Linked DNA regions of Homo sapiens: region 2 is linked to region 1. A link is a loop called in an ENCODE intact Hi-C map of the cell type or tissue named here. Cell type or tissue: breast epithelium. All regions are shown on one strand. Links, peaks and the distances in the headings refer to the core of each region. The heading gives the core; the rest is flanking DNA. Region 1 overlaps LOC105373454 (a long non-coding RNA gene). Region 2 overlaps LOC105373454 (a long non-coding RNA gene).

Region 1 (8,613 bases), core at 2,288-7,287:
TTATAAAACAAGGTTTTCATGGAGTGCCTTTAATTGCTGGTTCCTGTGTTTAGTGGCTCTTTAAAGTCCTCGCAGGAACCCCTCTTACTACTGTCCCTTCAGGATTTGCAGATGCTCTTTCTCCTGTGCCTGGGTTGGAATGGATGAGAGGATAAGTTAGAATACAGACAGGGAACACAAAGTTTCAAGAAAAAGTTATTAGAAAATCTAAAACTACAGGGATTTAAATAAAAGAGAAGGATGTTTCCTTTTCATGTAAAAACTTGAAAATAAAAAGGAGGCATTGCCATTCTGTAAATGTGGCTTCTAAGATTGCCTTAGCTGCTACAAAATTTTAGATAGTAGAAAGGGCTAGAGAACCCAGGATAGAAATCCTTGAGAAGATGATTTGAAAGTTGTACACATTGTTTCCGCTTTCTTTTCACTGGCCTGAAATTAACTCATGGCTGCATCTGGAAACAAGGAAAAATTATCAAGTCCTATTAATCAGATGTACTGAGTATGGTTATACCTCAAATCTGTCCACTTACCTCTATTTCTAATGCCATTTCTCCCTTCACTCCCTCTTATCTCTTGCTTAGATCAGAATAACTACTTTCTAGTTGGCCCCCTCATTGTCAATCTTATCTTCCTCCAATCCATCCTCCACAAATATAGGCAGAATAATCCTGTTGAAATATAGACCTGGTCACATCTCTTCTGCTTTAAATTTTAAATGGCAGATTGCTGACTTCACAGAAAAGAAATTCAAAATGCCAAACACCTTCTTTTGACATTCAAGGCTTTTCTTTTTGACCCTAACTCTCCAGCCTTATATTGCTCAAATGTCTGGGATGCAGCCAGGGTGCACATGTTTGGTCTTTTAAGGTGGAAGAAATGGAAACTAAAAGCTAAGTCTTAGCCAACTTCCCTGGGACATGAAGCAAGACAACACATGTGTTTTCGATCACTCTGACAAAGTTCAGCATTTGTCCTCTCTTGACATAAATGTGGAATCTACCCATTTTGAGACCTATGGTTGCCCAGGGCTTCCAGAAGCCTAGCTTTTTATTGTTTAGGCCTTTTTGGAATTTTAGAGATTACCTATTAGGAGACATGCCTCCCATCAGAGTTCATTGCTGAGACCAGGATGTAGACCTGACCTGTCCCATGAGGCACTTTCACAGAAAATGGAATAGGGTTTGTGTGTATTGTTGTTTTACATGCAGGGCTCTGGTATTATTTCAAATAAAGAGGATTCTAATGGCATCAACTGGAAAGAGCCTTCATACTGCCAACAAATGATTCTGAGTAAACAACTATTCCTCTTTAGGCCTCAGTTTCCTCATCTGTAAAATGAGGTTACGGGGCTGAGTTGATCTCAGAGGTCCATTCTAGCCCAAAAAGAAGGTCAGTTGGCTCATTCAATACTTATTTCTGAGTCCCCACTATGTGCTCAGAACTGTTCTATGTGTTGAAGATACATAGTTGTAAAAAGATGGACAAAAAACCTAGGTGAGAGTTGGGTGGTCAGATAAATGTAAATACGGGCAAATAACATGAGGCTGCCATGTAGAGAGCTGTTAGAGGATGGTGTGATCAACACAATGGGCTGTCTTTGAGTGACATTTGGCTAAGAGGTAGCCCTGTCAAGGTCCAGGCATGCAGAAAAACCACGAGGAACACTGAGCTTTGTGTGTTTCATGAAATGAAAGAGACTTAGAGTATGAGGTAAGGTTACAAGTAGTCCTAAAGGAGGAAAGAAGTTGGTCCAGGGCCAGATGAAGTAGGATATTTACACCAGGGTACGAGATTGATCCTAAGTGCTATCAAATGTCTCTAAAGAACTTTACGGTTGGGACAGACATCGCTTATTTAAGTTTTGAAAATATCACTCTTGGAATTGTATGGAGTATGGATTATGAGGAAGTGGAAGTAGATGGGGATGCTATTTAAGAGGTTATTACAGTGGTCCAGGAGAGAGATGGAGGGACATGAATTAGAATGGCATCTTTGGATGGAGAAAGTAATGAACAAATATGGAACCTGCTCATGGAATGTTTGCACAGATGAGTAAAAGAATGGTCAAGGATACCAATTAGATATGGAGGAGTCATTTACTGAGATAATAAGGACTGGGTTTAAGAGAATGAATAAAGAGTTCTTTCTTTTTTAACTTGCAAATTTTGAGATACCCATTACACCTCTAAGTACAAAAGTCAAGTAGGCAATTGAGAGATTTCATTGCTGGAGAGATAAGTGTAGAAGCCATCAGCAAAGGGATAGTTTTGCAAACTGTTGACTGGATGAGATTACCTAGAATTTATATGCGACTATAGGCTCTATATAATCACCAAAACTCAAATAGAGAAGAGAACCAGTCAGTTAGCATTGGGTATTCTTTCATTTAAAGATTTGGTGGAGGAGAATAATTCAGCAAAGGTCACTGACAAGGAGCAAGGTATGGGGTGGGGGCAAAATCAGCAAAGAGTGGCTTTACGAAAGTAAGAACAGAAAAAAGAGTTTCAAAAATTTATTTATTCTGAATGCTTCTGAGAGGTCAAGGCAAAAACTAAAGAAGCTGTTGGATTTGACAGCTCAGAGGGCATTGATGATTGAAAACCGCAGCTTCAGTGGTATGGCAAGACAGGATCCCAGTTAGAAGAGATGAAGGACAGAAAGTGAGGTGAGAAGGAATGAGGAGAAAGAAGTTAAGAAAATCGTTCAAGAATGACAGCAGATATGAGGTGTTAGCCCCATGGGGATTTGAAGACAAAAGACAGTTTTTTTTGTTTGTTTTTGAAGATGGAGATATTATAGTGTGATTCTAGGATGATGGAAATGATGCTGTAGAGAAAGAAAAGTTGATGGTGCAGGAAAAAGATTAATTACAGGACTGTCAAGTAGTCAATGGAGATGAGATCCAGTGCACAAGTCAGGGTGTTGCCCTCAGACAGAGACAAGCACACTTCATCCCAGGTGACGGGATGAAGACAGGGAGTATGGGCACTGATATAGGAGGTTGGGTGGTTTGGGTTGTGGGAAGATAAATGAGTTCTGCTGTAATAACTTTCATATTTTAGTAAATCAGGAAACAAGTCATTAGCTGTGGAGAAGTAGATGGGAGAGCAGGGCTACTAGAGGTAGAGAGTCGAGGAGAGCCTATTTCAGAAACTGGGAGATGAAAGGGATTGATCATCTCTTCTCATTGTTTATTTACAAATAAAATCAACAATGTATTCAGGTTCTAAAAACCTGCCTTGTCGTTTTCATATATTACATCTAATTATCCAGTCACAATCCAAAAAGGAAGATGTTACCTTCACTTCAGCAGGATCAGATAACAGCCAGATCTTGTCTCTTTTCAAGGTCCCTGCTTTTCTGAAGCCTCATTATCAAGTGAGAATGCCCGTGAGAGTTATCAGTTCACTTCAGCAGGCATTTCCAAACACCTATTATGTGCACAGCCTACCTCTATTCCTCCCGTGACTTCCACTTCTCCTATCGCTAATTACTCTTGAAGACTCTAAGCCCCAGAAACAAAGCAGCCACTACAACACAGTTGCTCCTTTCAAATAGTTCAACTTAAATGAACAGGCAGACGTGTGCTATAATCATAATGAGCTCCAGGAATGGTGGACAGAGCCTTCAGGGAGAGTCAGTGGGAGTGGCCAGAGGAAAATACTGCAAAGCTCTAAGTCCTATGGATGCTTGGGCCTCACTAACTTTCTTCTAACTTTGTAGCCCATATGTAGAGGCTCAGCACTAACCTTCCCTGGTCTTCCCCACTGATGTTCTTACCCCACCCTTTAGGGAGAGACTTTCCTGAAAGCTAATTCAATCAACATACTCCCCTGCCAAAGGCCTTCCAATACAATTTCAAACCCAAATTCTTTAACTGATTATGACATTCAAGGCCCTGTATGGGATTTCACCCCTTCCCATCTGTCTCTTCTATTTACTTTATCTTCACACCTTTTCTCTCATCTATTGCCCCCACCATCACCCCTTCCCACATACTAAAACCTCCAACCAGGACTACTTGTAATTTTTGCATCCCACCAATTTTCTCTAGCTTTGGGTCATTTCCTTATATTGATCCTCTACCTGGAAGACTCTTTCCTTCCAATTTCCACATAGCTACATTTTCTTTGTTCTTCAGGACACAGTTCAGGTGCCACATTTTCCTGGGAAGTCTTTTCTTGCTGATACCACCCCTTTCCCCCTCTCCTTTCTCTTTTCTCCACCACTGAGAAAAGGACTAATTCTTTTCTCCATCTAAATCTTAACCCACTATATTCAAATTATTTGTATGTCCATCTCTTCCACTGTATTCACAATTGCTTGATGCCAGTTATGTATTGTATCAGTTACCTGGTGTGGTACCCAGCATGTAGTAGGAGCTCAGTATATGCGTGAAGAATAAAGAATAAGTGAACAAATAAATAAATTAATTAATGATTATAGTTCTTCCAAAATAGCTCTGTATTCAGAGCCTCCATGTCTTTGAATATGCTAGTCCATCTAATAAATTCCTCTTTTCCCTTCTCCACCTTTTTCCAAGTTCACCTGGCAAACTCCTGTACTTCTTGAGACCTGAAAAATTTGTGTTACACCAAAACAAAGCCTGCTCAAAAAAAAAAAATACAGGTCTCTTAAAAAAATATTGCCTTATTATAAACTAATTATCCCTGGATCGTTTGGTTTGGGATCCTTGGAGAAACCTGGCTTTGTTAAAAGTGGTTTTGGACACTGAGTTTCAGTCCTTTTGGGCTACTGTTGCAGAAGTTTAGATGTGCATTCCAGAAGGTCAAGGATCTTTTAAGTGTCAGTACATACTTCCCTCCCCCAAACCAATCGCTCCCTTGAGAATATTCTATTTTACAAAGCATTTTTTTTAAAGCAAACCTACACTTCTGGACCAATTCATCTGCAATTTGCTATACTTCATAGGGCTCAAAGCCCCCACATGCCTAAACTACTAGGAAAGATTTCTGGACACGTCAATAAAAGTATCCTAATGAACAACAGCTGCAGAGAACATGTCTTTAAATAAATTGATTCCAAATTTTCCTGAATGTTTCTGTGATTTTGCTTCTTAAATGGGCATCACTGACTTTAAACTTGGCTATCTAAAAAAGCTGAAGGAAAATAATTATCCATTGTTGCAAAAAAAAATTTTCATTGTCTTGCATTTCTTCACCATTCTTTGAGGAAACCAATGTACATTCACACCAATTACTTCACCTCTGCTTGTAATGGCTCTTTGGAGCAAACTTAATATATCTTTCCTATTTTGCATTTGTGGAATTGCATGGGGTACAGAAAGTTACAGACTCATCCAGATTTGGGATTGGGATTAGAACTCAGGCCTCCTAATTTTGAGGATTACATTTAGAGTGTGGGCTCTCTTCTCTTTGAAAACAAAACCAAAAGTCTCTTTCACCAGCAGAGAACATTTATAAAGAGAATGTCTGTGTTATACCATGTTTAGTCTCCATCAACTTTGTGTTTAAGATATATTAATAGTATTTGGTTCAAAGTTTGTGTTCAATTACAAAATGAAATGAGATCTGAATTTTTTTCTCTAAGAAGTACAAAGTCACCAATTTATTCTAATATGTCAAAATTTTATATAAATCAAATTGAAACTTTCAGTGATATGTAAAGTTTATAAGGAATAAACTTGTTTTACTAGTCATCAGAAAATAAGGAAGTAGCACTTGGAAGAGGATTGTGAGAGATGCTCCCATATCGGGTTTTAATAACCTCACAGATGGTCATTTTTTTTTTTTTTTTTTACTTACACAGGAGGCTAGAAATCAAAATTTGGCTCTACAGGCCCATGATATTCCCTCTCTGATCTACTTCTCTGGACATCTGGGTTTCCTGTGGATTGCGTTCAATCAGCAATGTTGAGGTAATAAATATTTCACCTTCCAGTTCCCCTTTTTTATTCTTAGTATATAAAAGGAGAGAGAGCATGGTAGATTCCTGTCTCCAAAATCTTCCTCCTGTCACCTCGCACATATTGTCCTTGCTGTTAGAAGCAGCAGCTTGTGACATTGTTTTGCTAGTACAAATTCATGGTAGTGGGAGGTAGGATGGAGGGAGGGAAGGGTTGAATTAGGACCCAGAAATTGTTGAACAGAACAAAATGAAAAGCTGTTCTCAATTTGAAGAGTGAGTTGACGTCTGCTACTCTGGTATGCAGTAAAACATGTTTCCCATCTAAGACATCATAAAAGCTGCAAGCATTTCACACTGCACATTAAGAACAGCATCTTTAAGGGAACATCTTTTCATATAGAGCACGTACAGAGTTCTCTATCTGATGATCCTTTTGAACATTTTATCATTACAGTAGAAGAAATACACCACAATCATGGCAAGCCCCAAATGAACTGACAAAGCACCTTTGTAGAAATGACTGTTAGGGGTATATCGATATTTCATTTTTCAGCTGTTTCCATAAATATAGCATTTCTGTACAAACTGTATGCAGAACTGGGCTGCATCATTGGGAAAGCGTTAATAGAGTAGTTGGCTTCCATGATATGCAGAGGACCTAAAGAAACCTCTTTAAAGTGGATGAAGAGGTTGAGGTGATAGTGGGAGGGAAGTGGGAGTGGAAAGCTTGTTCTTAATGTCTGTAAATTAAGACAAATGCTTGTTCATGAGCATGAAGTCGAATGGTAAAGGGGTTGGGGAAAACATACGGTCATAGAGCTGCCAGTTCCCTGAACGGGCCATTTACATTGCATCCTATGTAAATGGCACCCCCTAGAGGTGTACAAATGTAGTGTCCCTGTTGAGAAGAATGCAAACAATTTTAAACATCCATTGAGTGGAATAAGAAAGATGAATGTCGAGGAAGACATCTTTTTCCTGCTTCTGCCACTATTTGTTTTTAAAGTTCCTACTTAGTTTCTTTCTCTGACAATTCTTTCTTTACCTGTTCCTTAAGTATTCGTGTTCTCTTGAGTCCCTTACCAGACTCACTTTTCTTTGGTCCTTCATACTCGTTCTGTGCAATCTCATCCACCTGTAGAGTTTTAACTGCTAACTATATATTGATGACTTCAAACCTTTATTTCAGGCTTGCCACTCCAAAGAAGTTCAGCTCTACAATTATCAAGACTATCTAGGTCTATTTGGATATTCCTTGGGTCCTATCCTCAGTATTTCCTAAATTAAACTAATGGTCAATCCCATTAGCCCTGCTTTTTACGTGTACTTCATCATCACTTTAGTTTAGTCTGGAGACCCAGACTACAAACTTGGGGGTTTTCCTAAGCTGTTTTCTGCCCTGTACTCTGACTATCTGATCAGTTATTAGGCCTAGGAAATTCTTCATGTTTATGCTTTCTTCTCCACCCTCCCGCACACTGCCTTAGTTAAGGCCTGCATTGGGTTTTGCCTAGCTTGTATAACTGCCTGGAATTCTCCAATCCTCTTATGACTTATACATAGCAGCATCTATGCTTAATGGCTGGCACATCACTGGAATTCAATTATTGTTATGAACCAGTGACTAAATTAATGCTGTATGCATTGACTGTTGTGCCCTTGATGATTTCATAACCCAGAATATTCACCAATAATTAGATAATATTCATTCAACATTTGTTTTTTGAGCACCTGAGTAAATACAATCCCTCTCGGCACCCCCGTGTTATATGCTTCCTTGTAGAAGATGTAGAACATTTCATACAGTGACCAGTCCTGCACACATTTAAATATACAATCCACGTTAAGAATTCAAAATGGAAAAAAATAGAATAATGACTAATATAAGCAATAATTTGAATGACAAATTAAATTTTGGGTAAAATAAAACCAAGGCAGTCCAGAGACAAGAGTTTCTTGTAGTTTAATGTATTCAAGGAAGGTTCTGTGGAGGAGGCAGGATGTAAAGGAAAGATGGGCCTTGGTGAAGAGCGGTAGAAACTCTTTTCTACCGCTCTTGTTTTGAGGAGATTGGCTTCAGCCAGAGTATGAAGACAGAGGGTTTATTGCTGGCACCATTACTAAAATGGGGCAGTGGAAATATGTATGTTGCGTGTTGGAATAGAAAGATTAAGGAAAGAAGAGGCAAGAAGGCAGATCTATAGTTGAGACAGGTTTATTGACAGTAAATCTGAGAAGGGCTTCTGGCTGGCAGGGTCAGGAGCAAACTTTTCTTACAGCCTGAGGCTTTTTTAAAGGGCCAGGTGGAGAAGTGTGCTTTGAAGCAAGATTCTGTTAGGGAGGGGTTGGGAAAGTGCTGGCTGTTCTGTTACAGTTAGGGCCCTTATGTTCTGTTGAAGCTATGGTCAGCGTTGACATTTGCAGTTTGGCCAAGTGTCAACAGACAGTTCTGAGAAATGGAAACTTGATACTTTAAGATGGTGCAGTCTCGTTAAGATGGTGATATTCTTGTTCTATCATTGAGAATATTATAAAAATAATGATGATGCTGTTGTGTTTGGGAAGTGCACTATGGTAAAGCTAAAGGGCTCTGGTATTGGATTAATTTGGCTTCTAATCCAAGCCCAGTACTTATTAACTGTGTGACTGAAAAACCTCCCTAAACTCTCTGAATTTTCATTTTCTTATCTGTTTTTACAATTGATCATAAATGGCATTTAAAAC
Region 2 (8,613 bases), core at 1,263-6,262, 75 kb after region 1:
TTGTGACAACTGAGGTGCAATACCCGTCTTTCCTCTTATTAGCTATGTGACTCCAGGGACTCCTAAACATTTCTGAGCCTCAACATACTAATTTATAAAATGAGATTGCAAAGGCTGCCTTTATAGCCTGCTCATTGTGGGGAACATGAGAAAGTACATTAAAAGCTCTTAGAAACTGCATCACAAGGAGAAGGTAATTAAGGTATTATCGTTATTTATAGGTACAGAAGAGAAGAGGCAGAGAGCTGTGAGGCATGCAGAAGACTGTTCTCTCCACTCATCGCTTTAGACACTAGTCTCTGCTCTTCTGCCTTTTCTCCCTCCATTCTTCTCTGTATTTGTCTATTCCTTTCCATTTCTAGCCTTCCTCCAGGCATTCTTTGAGGATCTACCACTGCATGCTCTGAACTGGGTACACTGTCCTCTCCTGTTCTCTTGTGTAAGCCAGGCTGGCCCGCAGTGGCCAGTGAGATCCAGAGACCTGGTGCAGCTGCTCACCCCCACTTCTCCTCCTCTTTTCCCATACACACTGCAGTTACCCTAAGGATCAAAGTCACTCCTCCATGTATGGAAACAAACAAGAGGTGGTGGAATGAACTACTAACCTCATAACTCTTCCAGCTACAGTAATTTGATCATCCCATATTTCTTCCTAGATAGTTCTCCCATCCTTTTTTCTCCCTTTCCTTTGGTGCCTCAAAGAGGGGTCTCCTGATTTGCACTCCTTAGGGATTGAGGAAATGCCTGCATACTCCACCCTGTGCTTCACACAGTTATGCCTCCTAGGACAGAGTGGATTTTGCAGCCTTTTCCAAATGGCAGACTCTGTGACCCCACAGGACATCAGGGGATCCTATATCATCAGATAATAGGGTAGGAAGCAGGAGGGGAACAAATCCACTGTGAACCAAGCATGAACCTCAGTCATGTGCTTTATCTTTCCCAGCCTGGATCCAGATCTCAAGAATATCCAAGTACTCCACAAAGAAACATGTTTCTCTGTTACTCAGATAGGCCACACACTTGGAAAATTCATCAACATTGCCTTTTAAGGACATTTCAAGTCAGGATGAAACTTTGTCTGCAACTTTCCTTTCCTCACTTTTCCACCAATACGAAGGTAACCTAGTGCTGGAAATACATATAAGATATTCTGAAGCCAAGCCCCAGGGCCTCTGTTTTCTGCAGCCTCTAAGGCCCAGTCCCCTGCCATCTCAGCCTAAAATGGTGGGAGATGGGGAGAGAAGACCTCTTTGGTTGGGAAGTTTCTGGCATATAGCCCGTAAAATTCCAGAAGTATCCTTTATGTGGGATATCTTTTTTTTTTTCTGCTTGGCATGTTTCCAATTCCTCAAGGTATTTTGTTCAAACAATTTGTGGGAAAAAATCACTTTGCAAATTTTAACAAATACATATTGAATCCTTAGTGTGCTTAAAAGCAAGTGTTTTAAATCAACACTTTGAGTGGATAATGGTTTATAGGCTCACCTTTTCCCCACTTGTCTTTCACAAAACCATCTTCAATTTCCTATGTAAAGCTGGGAAACTAAACATCAGCATATTCATTTAATTTCTCTTTGGCTCACCAGGCCTCGTTTTGAGAAATACTTTGATTCCCTCTGACAACCCTCTATCTTTCTATTTCCCTAATCCTGACATCATTCTTGAACATTCCCTCTTAGTCTTCTCTGCTTAAATCATTACATTTCCAATTTGTCTCTACCAGTATCTTAACTCCTCTTTTAATAGCTTGTATGATGATGATGATGGTGGTGGTGGCGGTGGTGGTGATGATGGTGGGGGAGAGAGAGAGAGAGAGAGAAAGAGAGAGGAAAGGAGAGGAGAAGAGAGGAGAAAAGAGAAGAGAGGAGAGGGGAGGGGAGAGGAGAGGAGAAGAGAAGAGGGAAGAGAAGAGAAGAAGAGAAGAAGAGAAGGGGAGAAGAGGAGGGGAGGGGAAGGGAAGAGGGAGAGGAGGAGAAAGGAGAGGAGGGGACATGGGGAGAGAAGGGGAGGTAAGAGGAGGGAAGGCGGGGGAAGGGAAGGGAAGGGAAGGGAAGGGAAGTTTCATCTTTTTAATACTCTGCCTTTAGCCCAGGAGTACATGTGGACCTGTTCATTCACTTGGCGTACTCACTCACTACTATATGAATTTACATGACTCATAAGTAATTCTGTGAGTTGCTGTTTTTTGGACATCTGTACAAGCTCCAGATTTTTATTCAAGATCCTCTTCCTCCTCCTTCATTTATCTTCTCAGAAAGTAGAGGTTTCTCACATTCCTGTAAAAGCAAGCCTGTCTTCTAGAAGACTGTGTCATTTCTTGGAGCCAACTCTTCTCTTAGATGGTCATTTGTAAGTTGAGTGGCTAGACATTGTGGTCTCTGAAGTCCCTTGTATAAACCTGTGAAACATTAATTGAAAATGTACCACATTGACTGAACTAATGTGAGGGAGGACTAAGGAAAAATGAAGCTCTGACAGGCATGTTTCAGAGTTGTGGAAGGCTTGGGAAGGAGGCATCAGAGAACAGGGAAAGAGAGTTAGAATTTTGAGCAAGGCATTAAAATATTTCTCAAGATATTGCTGTCCCTCAATTTCTCAATGCCCTTGAATGTGTCATTGGAATTTATGACAAGCACAGTCTAGTTTGGTTGTGTCCTTTGTTCTTTTATATAAATTGTGCAGTGTGAGCAGCTATAGCACCACTACTGTGGATTATCGCATACACTGACAGCAGCCTTTGTTGCTGGCCATGGTGGCAATTCCACTGAACTTGGCTTCCATGGCTTTTGAGGATCTGGCCTCTCTGAGGAGGATAGATAATTATTGGTAAGTGGCAGGATACTGATTTTGCAACGTGAGCAAGTGTCCACCTGGGTGCGAGGAAAAAATGCACTCCCCTCTGCTAATACCAACCTGCCTTCATCAAAAGAAGGTTTGGATTGCAGAACTTCAACATAAGATTCTAAATACTTACGCTGGACCTACTGTAAGCAAACAGTGACCTTTCTATACTTGGTCATTAGTTAAGGAATGGAATAAATGCCACTGCTTGGATCATTGGGTTTATATGTACTCCAGGCATAAGCCAACACATTATCTTATAGCTTTTAGGTATCATGAAGCCATGGATTTTTTTCATCCTCTATGAATGTGAAAACTTAAAATATTAACCACATGTAGAATATAGTAAATTTAGGACTATGCTTTAGTCATTTCTGTGCGCCCACGGCAACTGACACAGAACTTTGCAGGAAGCAGAGTCGGGAAATCATATGTTGGTTTGATCATGATGGTAATTATCATCATGATACAAATGATACAAAATAGTAAGGTGTTTTGTATCAAATAGGTTCTATATTTAGAAAGTTATATAAAGCTAGCTATCTTGCTGCTGCATTTGAATCTCAAAACCATAGAATAATAAAACATTTCAGTGCCCGACTATGAACCTATGGAGAGTGGAGGCTGTGTTTTATTCTTCTCTATATTCCTTGCCCTTATCACAAAACCTGGCCTGCAATATATGTTTAATGTTATTGTGCACTTTGTGCACATAAAGACCAATTAAGCATCCATTGTGAAACAGCAGGGCTGCCACTTATATGGCTGGAAAGACTGAGCATTGCACAATATCAGGGGTGCTATAAACATTCAATGCAATGTGGATTGTGCCCCCAAATTGGTACCTAACTATATTCTAGTGTCCTTTAGAGTCAAGTTTTTCCTCACTTAAGACCTGCAGTTTTGAGAAAAAAGATGAATAATAAACTCAATAACAAATCACATAGATTTAGACAGGAAAAACTTCAAAAAAGAAAATAGCATGGTGGCATCAAGAGTAATGGACAATGAGGGAGAGGAGATTCAGCTTCTGAAGTTTGGAAAAGCCTCCCTTGATAGGGTAAACTTGGAGCTGAGACCCAAATTACCAGGCAGAGACAAGGCTAGATTAGCTTATTTCATCCTCACAATAGCCCGATTAGGTCGATATTAGCTCTATTTTATATGTGAAGAGATCAAGGCCTTAAAGTAACAGAACTAGTAAGTGACCTGAATCGGTTCAACTCTAAAATTTTGTGTGTAAACATTGTGTCACACTGATTCTTGTAGGAGAAAGTGAAGAGAAGAAGTATTTATGCATATCATTTTTAATAAATATCTGGATGTAGGTGTACTGACCTATATACTGGGTACTTTGATACATTTTTATGAGATGTCTAGGCTGATATTCTTGACAGTACTGATGTCTGTCACAAAATTGTCTTAAGCAATTTAGATATTCTAAGTTTTTACATTTTCAAATAAGATGATCACTAAAAGCATAAGGCATATATAGATCTGATGAAGAGTCAGAAAATTCTGTTCCAGAAAATTCTGATCTGGTGCCACAGGTATCTGTGAGACCTCAGGCAAATTGCTTTCTATCTGAACTTCAGTTTCTCAATCTGTAGATGGGTATGATAATTGTCCTTCTTATTTTAGGACAATTGTAACACTGTAATGTCATAATAAATGTAATAATGTTTAAAAATATAAATATAAGTAATTTATACTGTATTAATTATTTTGATAATCATTAAATGTGGTACATATGTGCCATGGAATACTATGAAGCCATAAAAAGAATGAGATCGTGTCCTTTGCAGGCATGGATGGAGCTGAAAGCCATTATCCTTCACAAACTAATGCAGGAACAGAAAAACCAAACACTACATTTTCTCACTTGTAAGTGGGAGTTGAATGATGAGAACACATGTACACATGGTGGGGTAACAACATACACTGAGGCTTTTCAGCTGGGGATGTTAGGGGAGGGAGAGCATCAGGAAGAATGGCTGATGGATGCTGGGCTTAATACCTAGGTGATGGGATGATCTGTGCAGCAAACCACCATGGCACACGTTTACCTACGTAACAAACCTGCACAGCCTGCACATGTACCCCTGACCTTAAAAAAACTGTATTAAAGGTATTCTTCCTGTGATTAAAAAAAATGCCAGACTTCACATTCCTTTTCTTACTGAGACCAAGACCTTTTTGGGGTGGAAACTAAAAAAGTCGGAATGATAACAGCATAGCTAGGTCTACCTTCCAAAATTATGCAAAGTAACTTTGTAATTAAACTATCATTCACACACAAGTAACACTGTTGTCTTAATTATCCAAGTAATTGATCCTGGAATAGTTATTTTGTTCATAATTGTCCCATTTATGGGCCCAGTACAGATATGTTACGGGCCTTGCCTTGGAGGTAAATATCTTATCTCCATCAAGATATTGTCGTAGAAGAGAGTTTTGTATTGGATTTATTGAGACCCTAGGGTTTGCTTTTCTCATGCTTCTCCTCCAGAACTTCCTGCTATATGAACCACTACCATTTTTCATGCTCCTTAGAAAATACTGTATTATTAATGATACAAATCATAATAATTGTATTCTTTATGTTCATAGTGATTTCTCAGTATAAGAACAGCCTCCACAAGCCATTTTCTTCATTAATCTTTATCACAAATCAATGGCATAGATTTCAATCCTTAGTTTAGAGATTAAAAAAAGAGGCTCAGAGAGGCAAAATGAGGTAGTTCAGGTAGCATGGGTAGGATGGGTAGGGCAAAGCCTCAGACCCAAGGCTATCGTGTCCTTTGAATCCAGCACTCCTGCTGCCACACATATTAACGTTGAAAGAGTTGGATTTTAAACAAACATTATTACATTAATATCTTTAAGTATCTTAATTAGATCTTACAGGAAGGAAAATAAATTGTTTGGTCACCAAAACAGCCTGAGTACTCCAATTTGAAAGAGTGAGTCTGTTTCAGATCATAGATAGGGTGGTGACTCTGTTTGGCCACAAAACATCAATATAGACGGTGAACCACGAGTAGCAGGGGGACGCTTGGATAAAGCCCCTGGCCTGTGAGGAAATGTGACTGTACATGGTATGTGCACCCAACACCTACGGCAAATACTCCCACGGCCACCGGTGTTGGATTCAATTAAACATTAGATTCATCATCTTTAGCAAGGAAAGCGAACAGCAAACAGTTGCTCTCTCATGGCTAAACACCCCTCGGATTTGCTGGCCTTTGATTTATTGGAAGAAACCTGCTGGGAAGAACATACTGTGTAGCTGATTAATGTCAGCTTCTGTCATCAGTTTTCACTTAGATTCTTGGCCAGCCCTGACATCTCCTCCCTAAAGGATCCAGAAGAATTTGAGGGCTGATCCAAGAGCTTTACTGGCATGGGATTTGCAGAATGCGGTGTTTGCAAAATAAGGAAGATGAATGGAAGTGGAATCCCATGTTCTCCACTGGACTTGTTTCTTTAATTCATTTCTCCAGAGGCCCAGCTCCATGCCAGGACCACACCAGCAAGGGGACTGGGGAAAGTGTTCCCAGGCTCCAGTACAGATGTCTTGCATTTCCTGTGCTGCTTTATGTGCTGCTTCCTTAGAGCTCATCATACTGGAAAGGGGTCCAAGGAGGAATGCAGCACGCAATCACCATCAGAGCCTTCATTGGGATCCTTGCCCAAGCTTGTGGAAGAGCGGGCACCACGAGCATCAAGCTCAATCCACTGCCTGGCTGAGAACGAGAAGAGTCACTGCTCCCCAGGTTGGGCATACAAGCCTTGTGTTTCACAGGGTCACACAGCACAACTTTTTCTCCCATGCTCCACTATGACACAATGGCATTCGATTTAAAGCAAGCATAATTTTGTATATGTATTCTCCTTGTTTTTCCGGTAGAGGGAAAGTCCACTATTTGATTTCTTACAAGATAAAATGACATTTTTCCCTCCCACTAATGTACAAAGGACCTGGGAAGAGGTGGCCATTTTAACCAGACTGAAACTTCTCCTGAATTCTCTCCTGGAGGGAGAAATAAAAGAAAGAAATATTTCAATTGAGAAATAAAAATCTGTTCTGGTTATCTATTGATGTTTAACAAATCATCACAAAACCTAGTGATGTAAAATAATAGCACTCATTTTGTTATATCTCACAATTTCTGAGTCATATCTCACAGTTCTGAGGAATTTGAGAAAAGAGGGACTAGACAGTTCTGGCATAGGGTCTCTCCTGCAGTTGCGGTCAGGATCTAGAAAAGAAGGGTCTGTAGGAATGTCAGTTGAGGTTTGCTAGGCCTCTGTCCCTCTCTCTCTTCACATAGTTTCAGGGCCTTTACATATGGTCTCTCCACCAGGACTAATTTGGGCCTTCTCAGAGAATGGCGGCCTCTGGAAGGTCTAACTGCTTATATGGTGACCAAAGGTTTCAAGAGTGAGTATTCTCGCGAGTCCAATTATTGTGCTCCTTTTAATATGCTGGTATTTAAAGATCCACAAAGGCCTTTAAGATTATTTTTAAAGGCTTAGGTTTATTTCCTTATTCTTTTACCAATCAATTCTAAGGATCAGATAGGAGATTGTATCATATTACTTCTAAATTCCCATTTACATCTATTTGTTTAGAATTCTACGGGGTGTTGTTGAGCGATGTCTTATCCTTAAGCACGAGACTGTAATGATAACTTTATTGACGCTCACTGAAGTTTCAGGCACTGTTCTATCTTAGGTTGAATAATTTAATTATTGCAAATATGCTAGGAGTCAGTACTATTGTCATTTCCCTTTCACAGATGAGAAAACTGAGGCACAGTAAGGTTAACTGGCTTACTAAAAGTCATATAGTTGCAAGATTTGAACCCAGGCAGTCTAACTCAAGAGATCACTCTTTTAAGCACTGTGTTAGTCTGCCTCCTCCAAAGAAGCCACAGTCTAGTGGCTTTACACTTAAGTCAAAGAGAATTTTTTGCATGCTTTTTTTCTCCAATATGAACAAGGGATAAGACCCCTTAGACAAGCATCTGGCAATCTGACTAAAGAAACAAGCAGCATATCTCTATGGGGACCACAGGCAAAGGCTATAGAAGTTCATAAGAGGAGAGAGCTGGGAGAAAGCTGGGTGTCAGGAAAGGGGGCCTGGTGGAGTGAGAAACATAACTGGGCTCTTAAGAACAGATAGGGGTTAGAGCACCAGAAAGACTGAGTTGATATTTTAGGTGATGGGAGGAGCTTACCTTACCACATGGTCAATGATATTGTCAATTCCAGCACTGAAAGAAGGGATTCCTTTTCTAGCACTAACTGTACTGGCTTTCCTTGGGTCCTGGTGATTAGATAGATTGTCACCTTGAGGAGAAGAAGAGGACAGGATGTCTCATACATTTATAAGTCTGCCACTGATTTTCTGCCCTTATCCACACCTTCCAAAGACAGATGACCCTCTTTGCCAAACTTAGAGCCCAGCACTGGTTTGGAGATCAGAATAGGGCTAGAAATTATGAAAATGGAGACAGGAAACAAGAAGATCCTCATTGCCCTCAGATCCACAGGAGAGTCCTGGGGCTTAATGCTGCTGGTGCACGGTAAGCACCAGGAGGCAGGGAGCACATCTACCTTGCTCATCAAAGTGTTCCCAAGGTGGCATGTGGCCATGTTCAGTAAGTACTTGTTAAATGAGGAAATGAATAAATGAATTGCCAAATAACCAAACAAATGAGTTTGCATAGAGTGCACTTAAAAACTAACAACAGGTTTCTGGAG

What was found. A loop is a pair of places that touch in the nucleus more often than their neighbours do. Peaks named below come from ENCODE experiments on the same cell type or tissue, not always from the same donor. Only the 100,000 strongest peaks of a DNase experiment are listed, where the experiment ranks them.
Region 2: it touches region 1 in a loop (8-fold over the local background); 1 of 110 quality-filtered maps calls a loop at or near these places.

Annotation. Positions count from the first base shown.
Region 1 is chr2:18,398,141-18,406,753 of GRCh38, forward strand. It overlaps LOC105373454 (a long non-coding RNA gene), which reads left to right. Exons shown (of 8, transcript XR_001739302.1): 4 at 5,791-5,899. Among named protein-coding and RNA genes, the nearest start is that of RDH14, 160 kb to the right of the region's middle. In breast epithelium, for the core only: no CTCF peak of the experiment used is centred there; no DNase peak of the experiment used is centred there.
Region 2 is chr2:18,473,921-18,482,533 of GRCh38, forward strand. The region is part of intron 4 of LOC105373454 (a long non-coding RNA gene); the gene reads left to right. Among named protein-coding and RNA genes, the nearest start is that of RDH14, 82 kb to the right of the region's middle. In breast epithelium, for the core only: no CTCF peak of the experiment used is centred there; no DNase peak of the experiment used is centred there; H3K27ac peaks cover 1,414 bases.